Linked DNA regions of Homo sapiens: region 1 is linked to region 2. Evidence: read pairs that join two places in POLR2A ChIA-PET (ENCODE). Cell type or tissue: GM12878. All regions are shown on one strand. Links, peaks and the distances in the headings refer to the core of each region. The heading gives the core; the rest is flanking DNA. Region 1 overlaps ARHGAP15 (Rho GTPase activating protein 15). Region 2 has its middle 37 kb from the start of ARHGAP15-AS1.

Region 1 (4,401 bases), core at 285-4,284, 120 kb before region 2:
GTAAAGACTTTTTTTAATTAAAAAAAAGGTTGTAAAACCAGATATAAATGAATAAATATAGTTTCAAGAAAATCTTCACAGGAAAATTGAATTAGAGAAATTCAGAGAAATAAACCCATGAGCTTTATTTTCTCAGCACAGACTATCGCCTAAGGATGAATTAGTATCTTTGTAGGTTACAGAAATGTACTTGGCCACCATGACACCTCCAAAATTACTTTGAAGAGCAAGAAATTCTAGGAAGGACAATAGGATCATGCTTTTCCTGTGAAGATTGCTGCTGGAGTGTCAGCCACTGCCTTACGCTCCAATTCAGACAAATAGAGGCATCACTACAAAACTGAGGAGTGCAAGTTTGGTTTAAGAACTGGTTTCAGATTGGTTAGTCTGAGGAAATGTTATCATCCTAAAATTGATTGGACCAAAGCAATATCCCCTTTATTAAAAGTTACTTAAGCAGGATATGGTGGCTCATGTCTGTATCCCAACACTTTGGAAGGCTGAGGCGGGTGGATCGCTTGAGCCCAGGGGTTCAAGATCAGACTGGGCAACACGGTGAAACCCCACCTCTACAAAAAATACAAAAACTAGCCAGACATGGCAGTGAGTGCCTGTAGTCCCAGCTACTTGGGAGGCTGAGGTGGGAGAATTGCTTGAACCTGGGAGGCTGCAGTGAGCTGAGATCATGCCACTGCACTCCAGCCTGGGTGACAGGGACAGACCTTGTCTACCAAAAAAAAAAAAAAGTTACTTAAAGACTAAGACTTGAATACATTTTCCAAACTCGCCCCAATGTGAGATCATAGTGCATCATAACATAGATAGATACAGCCACATGAGAAAGAAAAGATATTATTACTTTCCTGAATGTATTTGTGAATGTATCAAGAAGTTAAGCATAATAATTTTGAAGACTTCCAGAAATTGATTAAATAGAATTTTACACTCGTTGATTTGTATCAATTACACATCTGAATTATTTTGGAATGAGTAACATCTCAGAAGCTTTTTGAGTTTCACAATTATCTTAGATGATCCCTTCAGTTAGAAGAAAGACATAAACTTCACTGACACCTACATAATGACATGCCTTATATTTAAACATCTATTATGACACCTTTTGTAATTTATCTGCCCCTCCAGATTGTAAAATGAAAAGATAGCAACCAACTTTGTATCTGCCACAGGTTGCACACAGGCCTGAATAAATAGGGTTTTCTTATTTATATATAAGATAGATATATAATATATATATAATTTCTTAAGAAATTATACCTTTATTTTTAATAATTTATGGCTAGAGAGCAGGGATAGAGGTAGAAGGAAACAGAGATTACCCTTTAGAAGATCATTCTTAACATCCCTCCTAAGAGCATGCTGTACATGGTCTAATTCCTTCGGGACCAGGACCAGAAATGGTTCTGGAAACAGTGCTAAAGGGGCCAGTGAGTTGAAGCTTCCCTCATTTAACAAATCCATAAACTTATGCCAATTAATTGGCCAGAGTAATTTTTGATACTGACAATTATTGACTATAAAGAGTTGTTCCCATTTTTTAAATTCTTCCTAAGAGGGCTTGTTTATTCAAAAAAACAGCCAAAACATGAATATCTCCTGGAAGGAGAAACTGTGAATACAAGGAAATCTGGTGTAGAAAAGAGGTGATCAGTTCCAACTCTCAGGTGATCCTCCCTAGAGAAAGAAATGTCTTATTTGAGTCAGATAGATTCAGTTCCTGCTTGGTCTTTCCTGCAAGTAATGTACCTCTCTTCTCAGGTTGAACTGTTTTGACACAGTTTGTCAACATCAAAAGCCAAACTTACAATGTATTTGACATTGCCTTCCTTTTAATTAAATATAAATATGGCTTTTCTGGGGTTTGGGGAGAAGGGCACAGAACCTTGAAAAATTGCAAATTGCCAACTACGGGCTACGCTCAAGGCGGTGGTTTTTCCTTGTTTATGATGCAATGACACTTCTATTTATGATATACTGTAACTACTTAGGAATTTTAACCAAATTCTCTGATAATTGACAGCATTCCATATATTTACAAAGCTACAACATACTGTACCCTGTTCCTACTTTTAGGAAAGCATACTAAATAGTAAAAGTATGACTTCATTTGATTTCAGAAACAACCTTGAACCAGGAGCAGTTATGTATCAGGGATGATAGAGAAGACAATGAGAAAGAAATATGTTTTAAGGGAAGAGGACTTACAGGGGACTTACTTAAATGATCACTTACTATGTGTACATTTATGTGCACTGAAATATTTAATTCTACGAAAATCCAATAAGATGTATAATTTTTCTGTATTTTCAAGTAAAGAACTAGAAGCATCAATAGTTCAAGCAACTTGCCCAAAATCATACAGCATAGCAAAAATTCTAACCCAGTCTTTTCCAGATTCCTGAGAAGTGGTATGTCACTGGATATACCGATTTTCTTATTTATAATGTGAGTTTGAAGCATGTGTATATTTGTATCTATTTGTGAGATTTGAATTTGCCCCCAGAGCATCTCCTCTTAAAGCAACTATGAGTTACTCAAAGATATTTATCAAGCAATTGTTGTCATCCCTGAGATGACTCCTCAATGGGCAACTCAAGTTTTGGCATTAAAAAGTGTATCCTCAGAGGTTTGTATCCAGTTGTAAGGCATGCTGAAACAAATAAAATGATCTCTGGAGATACTCCTTCCTCCTGTAAGCAAGCACAGTCTCTAACTAAATTCGGAAATGGCCACAGTACAAAAACTATAAATTGAATAGAAACTAGAGAACTGCTATTCTTCCAAATATAGCTCTGACATATAGGGACTACCATGTTTTTCATACAGGGTGCATTAGACATTTCAGAATAACTTTCAGAAGCAGAACAGCTGTGGTACCACTGACCTCTTTAAAACAAAGGAATACAGTTGTCCTTTAAGAACTGTAGACAAATGAGATGAATATTACTCCCTATACATTGATTACTGGGATAAACTGGTCTTTTCTTCCTCTGAGTGGACCTATATAACAAAGCAGAATTTATTTTTAAATGTGATTTAACATGAAGCTATAAGAACAATAAAGGCATGGATGATAAGGACAGAAAAGTGTCCAGGGACATTGGATCCAAGGTTCTTCACTGTACAGAACTTTTTCCATCATCATATACAGCTTTATCTTATCTCTTTTCTAAAAGGCATTGGGTTGTAAACGTGCTTTAGTAACAACATTTCATGCAGATGAATGCAAGTGTAACTATCATAAACCATATTTTGAAAAATGTGCCCTCAAAACTATAAAGCCACATTCTTATCATAACATTAAAGGCTATTTCACATCACGTAGGTGTTACTTCTCTGAACAGCATGGAATCATTTTTTAAACTTGTTTACAACAATGAGTTTGATGTAGTTTGAGAAGATGGGGGCAGGTTGGTGAGGAATGGGTATTAGTAAGAAACAGTTGAGAATCACTATTGGATGGAAAAAAACGAAGCACTATAAAAAGTTGTGTGTGCAATTGTGGGTTCACAGCTTAGAGATTGAAGAGGCTATTTGGATATGGGTGGAGAACTAAAATGGAGGTATTTCATGGAATAGAGGCAAAAATAAATCATAATAGAATAAGGGCAGGAGTAAATGCAAATGAAAGAGGGAAAGAATTATGGAGTTCATTACTTCTGGAAAGATTTTGTATAAGTCTCTTCACATACAGTTTGCCTAAGAGTACAAAAAGTTCCTTCCTCCTCCCACCAGTCATAATGTAAAAAGTTAGTGATATCTCAAAGTCTTCTCAGAACCTTCAGCGCTTCATAATGAGAAAAACATATGCTGAAGGAGAAATATTAATAGAAAATGCTGTCTTTCAGATGCTCACTGAATCAATTGAAGACAGTTGACACATCTTTAGTAAGCTGTTTATGAATCTTAGCTCATTAACCACTCCTGTATTATGTATGCTGATTCCAATTCCTAATATGACACATCAATAAACCAGATCTGAAAAGGTGTCATTTCGATTTTAATGTATCCAATTGTATTTTTAGATGTTTCTCCACTTGAAGTGTTTGTGTTATTTCCTGATTTTACAAGCTATGGAAGAGTGGGTGTGGTATTGATTTGAATGAAAAAAAACACTGCTTTACTATAACCTTTTCAGAAGATTTTGTTCTGATTATGTTGTAAGAAAAATAAATTGTTCCTCCTTAATATTTCAGCTCTCTCTAAGCCATGGTACACTTCCCCATTTAGCACTTAAGTATAACTTGGCCACAAATATGCATGCACCAATATCCAATTGTCTGATTCCCCAAGAATGTGTGAAAGTGGAAAAAGAGAGAAAAATATTTCTATAAAATATTCTTCATGTAGAATGTTTCTTATAGGCAAACTTGGAAACCGACA
Region 2 (4,401 bases), core at 305-4,304:
AATAATTTCTGTATTTCACCATCCTGGCCATCCTTTTCTGTGCAGACTCCATTCTGCCATGATTCTCTTCAAATGGGTACCCAGACATAATATCCTGGCATAGTCCAAGCCATACTAAGAGCCCGGGCATTGTAATTTCTCACAAGATAATTTCAATCTATGCAGCCTAAGATATTTCTAGCTTTTTAATTGTTACTTTATGCTCTTGGCTTAAATTTAGTATGTCATCAATGAAACCCTCCAACTCCTTTATCTCTGCTACATGATCAATAGTATTACTTTTCATTCTTCTGAAGATATCCATGTGGATGAAAGATTACGACTTAATGTTCAAACATGACCCAAAAAAGAAGTACAAAACTAGCAGATGGACCAATGCTGAACCTAAAAATTTAATTAATGATAGCCATCCTTTGCCAAAGAATGCTAGATATTTGTTCAGCTTATTTCCCTCTCACTGGGGCAGAGATAGTCTGGGGTTGGGTGGAGGAGGGGTAGAATGGCATGAACCTGAGTTCAAGTCACCAAAGAAATTGAATGTGTCCAACACATGGCAAGGCTTTCAGCTAGATAGAATGTAATCCATTGGGATTAGTAGAAAATAAATCTAGAAAGGCAAACTTAGAAAATATTACAGAGGATCTTAAAAGCTAGACAGTGACATTTTGTCTTTATTCAGTAGGCATCAGGAGAACTTAAAGATACTTTACCAAGTCAGTGACAAAATAAGATGAACAACTAATATCCATATAGCAACCAGATATTATAAAGTAATTCTTGCAGACATCATGTATTAGAACCCCACTCTAGAAAGGTTGGTCCAATGGTGACATGGAACATGGAGTCAAAGCAGGTACAGGAATAACTCAGAGCCAGGAGAAACCATGCAAGAAAATGTGGCTTTCAACTAAGAGAGTATGAAGTCTTTAACCAGAATAAAGGAAAGCCAAGATACAATTGACAATGAAAAGGAAGTGACTGGATGTGGTGACTGATAGGATGTAAAAAGCAGCAAAATCAATCATGACCACAAAATTTTAACTAGAAAAATGGTAGTTTTTAGAATAGTAGGGAGAAAACAGCAAGAGAAACTGGTTTTTTATGGTGTTGGAAAATGGTGGATTGATTGGGTGAATTAATATGCATGTGTCTCTTGGACATCTATTTTAAAAAGCTCAAGAGTAGAGAGTTGTAAATGTATGTGTAGCCCTTGGCAGTCATATTGACATTAGTGGTATTGGACATGTGAAATATCTAAGTTACAGGAATAAATGAGAATTCCAAATGAGAGAAAGTAAAAAGACAAGAGAGAATATTATGAACAACCAAAGAAATAAGACCACCACCAGGAACACAGGAAGAGAACTTACATTGGGTTGTCATTCAAGGCAATGAGGGAGAAAAGATGGGTGGGGCCAGAGTGTGGGAGTAGCAGCAGGATTTAATGCTTACAGAGTCTGCAATTGATAAAGTCTGCAATTGATAGGCCCAGGCATGGACCAGTTAAACACATTAGCATAAGCCATCTAGAAGAAACTGGGATCTGGAATTTGACCTCTCCCTAGCACTAGGAGGACAAACCTATTTGCTGGGAGGAAGTTTACTAGAGCAACAGAACATTGGCGTGGTTCAGAGATGTAGCTGGCACTCTTCAGAATTAAGTGATCTGCTGGAGAATCCAAGAGCAAGTGATAATGAGAGACTCAAAAAGGTAGAGCTAGTGGAGGCACATCCCAGTTATTCATCAACCAGGGGTTAGGAGAATCTCAGTCGCCAGGCTGGAATGCAGGGGTGGGATTCTGCTTTCTAGTGAAAGTGGCAATGCCCCAGGAAACTAGATGATATGGGATTCTAGGCAGATTCCAAAACAGATTCCAGTACAAGAAGTAAAACTGGGAGGCAGAAATTGGACAATATAAGAATTTGGAAGAAAGTCAAGGCAAAAAGGACAACATGGATAACTAGTTGTATAGTCTCAGAGCATGGGGCTAGAGACCCAAAAATTTCTGCCTAAGGTTAGGAATCTGAGTTTAAACCTGCAGGGGCTTCTAGCAGCTGCAGCTGTGAAAACTTTTTGAACTGTAGAGACTGAATTTGACAAAGAGACTGTATCTTTAAGAATGAGTTTCAACTAGGGTATATGGAAGCTGGTGTGAAAGTCAAATTGCAAGACGTGAAGGAATGAGTGAGTGAAAAAGAATGCAATGCATGGAGGCCGGCCGCGGTGGCTCACGCCTATAATCCCAGCACTTTGGGAGGCCAAGGCAGACGGATCACAAGGTCAGGAATTAGAGACCAGCCTGGCCAATATGGTGAAACCCTGTCTCTACTAAAAACACAAAAATTAGCTGGGCATGGTGGCATGCACCTGTAGTCCCAGCTACTCAGGAGGCTGAGGCAGAAGAATCGCTTTAACCCAAGAAGCAGAGGTTGCAGTGAGCCGAGATCGTACCATTGCACTCCAGCTTGGGCGACAGAGCAAGACTCCACCTCAAAAAAAAAAAAAAAAAAAAAAAAAAAAAAAAAAAAACCATAGTGCATGGAAACAACTAACTGATGAAATTTTGCACCGAGAGAGGGAGAAAGAGAGGCAGAAAATGAGCAAAGACAAGAGAGAGCTTTCTGTTTTTATCTCTTGGTAATGAAAATAAAAACTTATGTAAACAGGTTGGGTGGGGTGGCTCTCCCATTTAATCCAGCAATTTGGGAGGCATAGGCAGGTGGGTCTCCTGAGGCTAGGAGTTCGATACCAGCGTGGCCAACATGGCGAAACCCCGTCTCTATTAAAAAAAAAATACAAAAAAATTAGCCAGGCATGGTGGCACCCACCTGTAATCCCAGCTACTCAGGAGGCTGAGGCAGGAGAACTGCTTGAACCGAGGAGGTGGAGGCTGCAGTGAGTCAAGATTGCACCATTGCACTCTGGCCTGAGTGACAAGAGTGAAACTCCATCTCAGGAAAAAAAAAAAAAAAAAAAACTTCTGTAAACAGAGAGAAGGAACCAATGGAAAAAGGAATCATTCATTAAACTATGGGACTGCAAGATAGAAGGAAGAGAAGGGCAAAGGAGTACACAAAGGGTATCTTGGCCAAGAGCCCATTTGAAAGTGCAGCCTCTAGGAAGCAGCCCTGGGCAGTAAGATCACGGAGGATCCAAGGCCTGTGTTTTAGTCCTCATTTAGCTTCTACTCCACCACGGAAGCCTGGACAAGTGCTTCTTCTCTCTGGGTCTCTATGTGCTCAGGAATAAGGGAGACAGCCTAGATCTTCTGGCTTATAACTAATTACAAACAGGTAGATCACAGATGTGTGGAAGGGAAGAAGAAGGGCGATTGGAAAGGAAGATGTGAGCAGCTTCCGTGTTCTCAGTAAGTTAGGAAGCAGCATAACCTGGTGATGGCTATGGCTGGTGGTGGAGGGTGTCACCTAGACTACTAGAATCAGATGAGAATCAGTTTAAGGGATGGCAGAGAACAGAAAGGCCATGAGAGACTGCAGGGCACAGTGGCTGAACTCTTAGCCAGGCCACTTCTGAATGCATCCTCAGTTACTCACACAAGTCTAAGTTATGAGACCTTAGACAAACTACTTAATTTCTCTAGACATGTTTCCTCATCTGTAAAATGGGAGTAATTGTTCCCTCATTATTTTCTTAAGGAATAATGAACACATTCAATAAGATAATGCATGTATAGCATTTCGTATATTGCCAGACCTGTCAGTGTGCTCACACAAGCTAATGGTAGTTGAGACCAAAAAGAGGAAAACAAAGCCGATAGGAAATGATAGAAATTCATAGTGATTTCCAAGATTAGAGTTTTGTAACTTGCCCTTCTACTACCATTGTCTTGAAGTGAGTGTAGACAAGCAGTTAATGAATTCATAGCATGGCGGAAGAAGGGGAGGAAGTGAAGTGTTTCTGGAGGGCAGGTAGGTGGGTGACTGAAAGACTGATCAGACAGGCAGAGAAGAAAAATGGAAGGGCCATTTGATGACTAAGAAGAGAGAGGGTGACAGTCCCAGGGCCAAAGGCCTGGGGAATGTGGTTCTAGGTCAGAAGGAATTGGGTGAAGCAGGAGCTTTGGACCATGTGGTCAAAGAAATGAAACACAAAGCTTAAAGAATTGAAAGGAGTCATCCAGAAAAGTTTTTTTAGAAGAGAGAAAAATGAAAAGCAAGAGGCAAAGAAAATTTCTAGAACGAGGGACAAAATGCTGTGTTTTCTGGCAAAGAAGGAATTAGGGGTGGGGAGAGACAATGTCATTATGTATTTTATATTTGTTTACTATTTTGCCACCTATATATCTTATTAGTTAAATCAAGACATTGAATAAAGAGGAAGTAGTAATAAAACAAACACGAATAGAGGCCCTGGAAAGGAAATGGCTCAAAGGATGGCTT

Evidence for each region. ChIA-PET counts read pairs that join two places held together with the same protein. Peaks named below come from ENCODE experiments on the same cell type or tissue, not always from the same donor. Only the 100,000 strongest peaks of a DNase experiment are listed, where the experiment ranks them.
Region 1: POLR2A ChIA-PET joins it to region 2 with 6 read pairs; 2 of 35 experiments call an interaction of 5 or more read pairs at or near these places.

The regions. Positions count from the first base shown.
Region 1 is chr2:143,695,132-143,699,532 of GRCh38, forward strand. All of the region lies in intron 12 of ARHGAP15 (Rho GTPase activating protein 15), which reads left to right. All of the region lies in intron 4 of ARHGAP15-AS1 (ARHGAP15 antisense RNA 1), which reads right to left. Among named protein-coding and RNA genes, the nearest start is that of ARHGAP15-AS1, 79 kb to the right of the region's middle. In GM12878, for the core only: no CTCF peak of the experiment used is centred there; no DNase peak of the experiment used is centred there; H3K27ac peaks cover 397 bases.
Region 2 is chr2:143,810,848-143,815,248 of GRCh38, forward strand. No RefSeq gene overlaps it. Among named protein-coding and RNA genes, the nearest start is that of ARHGAP15-AS1, 37 kb to the left of the region's middle. In GM12878, for the core only: no CTCF peak of the experiment used is centred there; no DNase peak of the experiment used is centred there.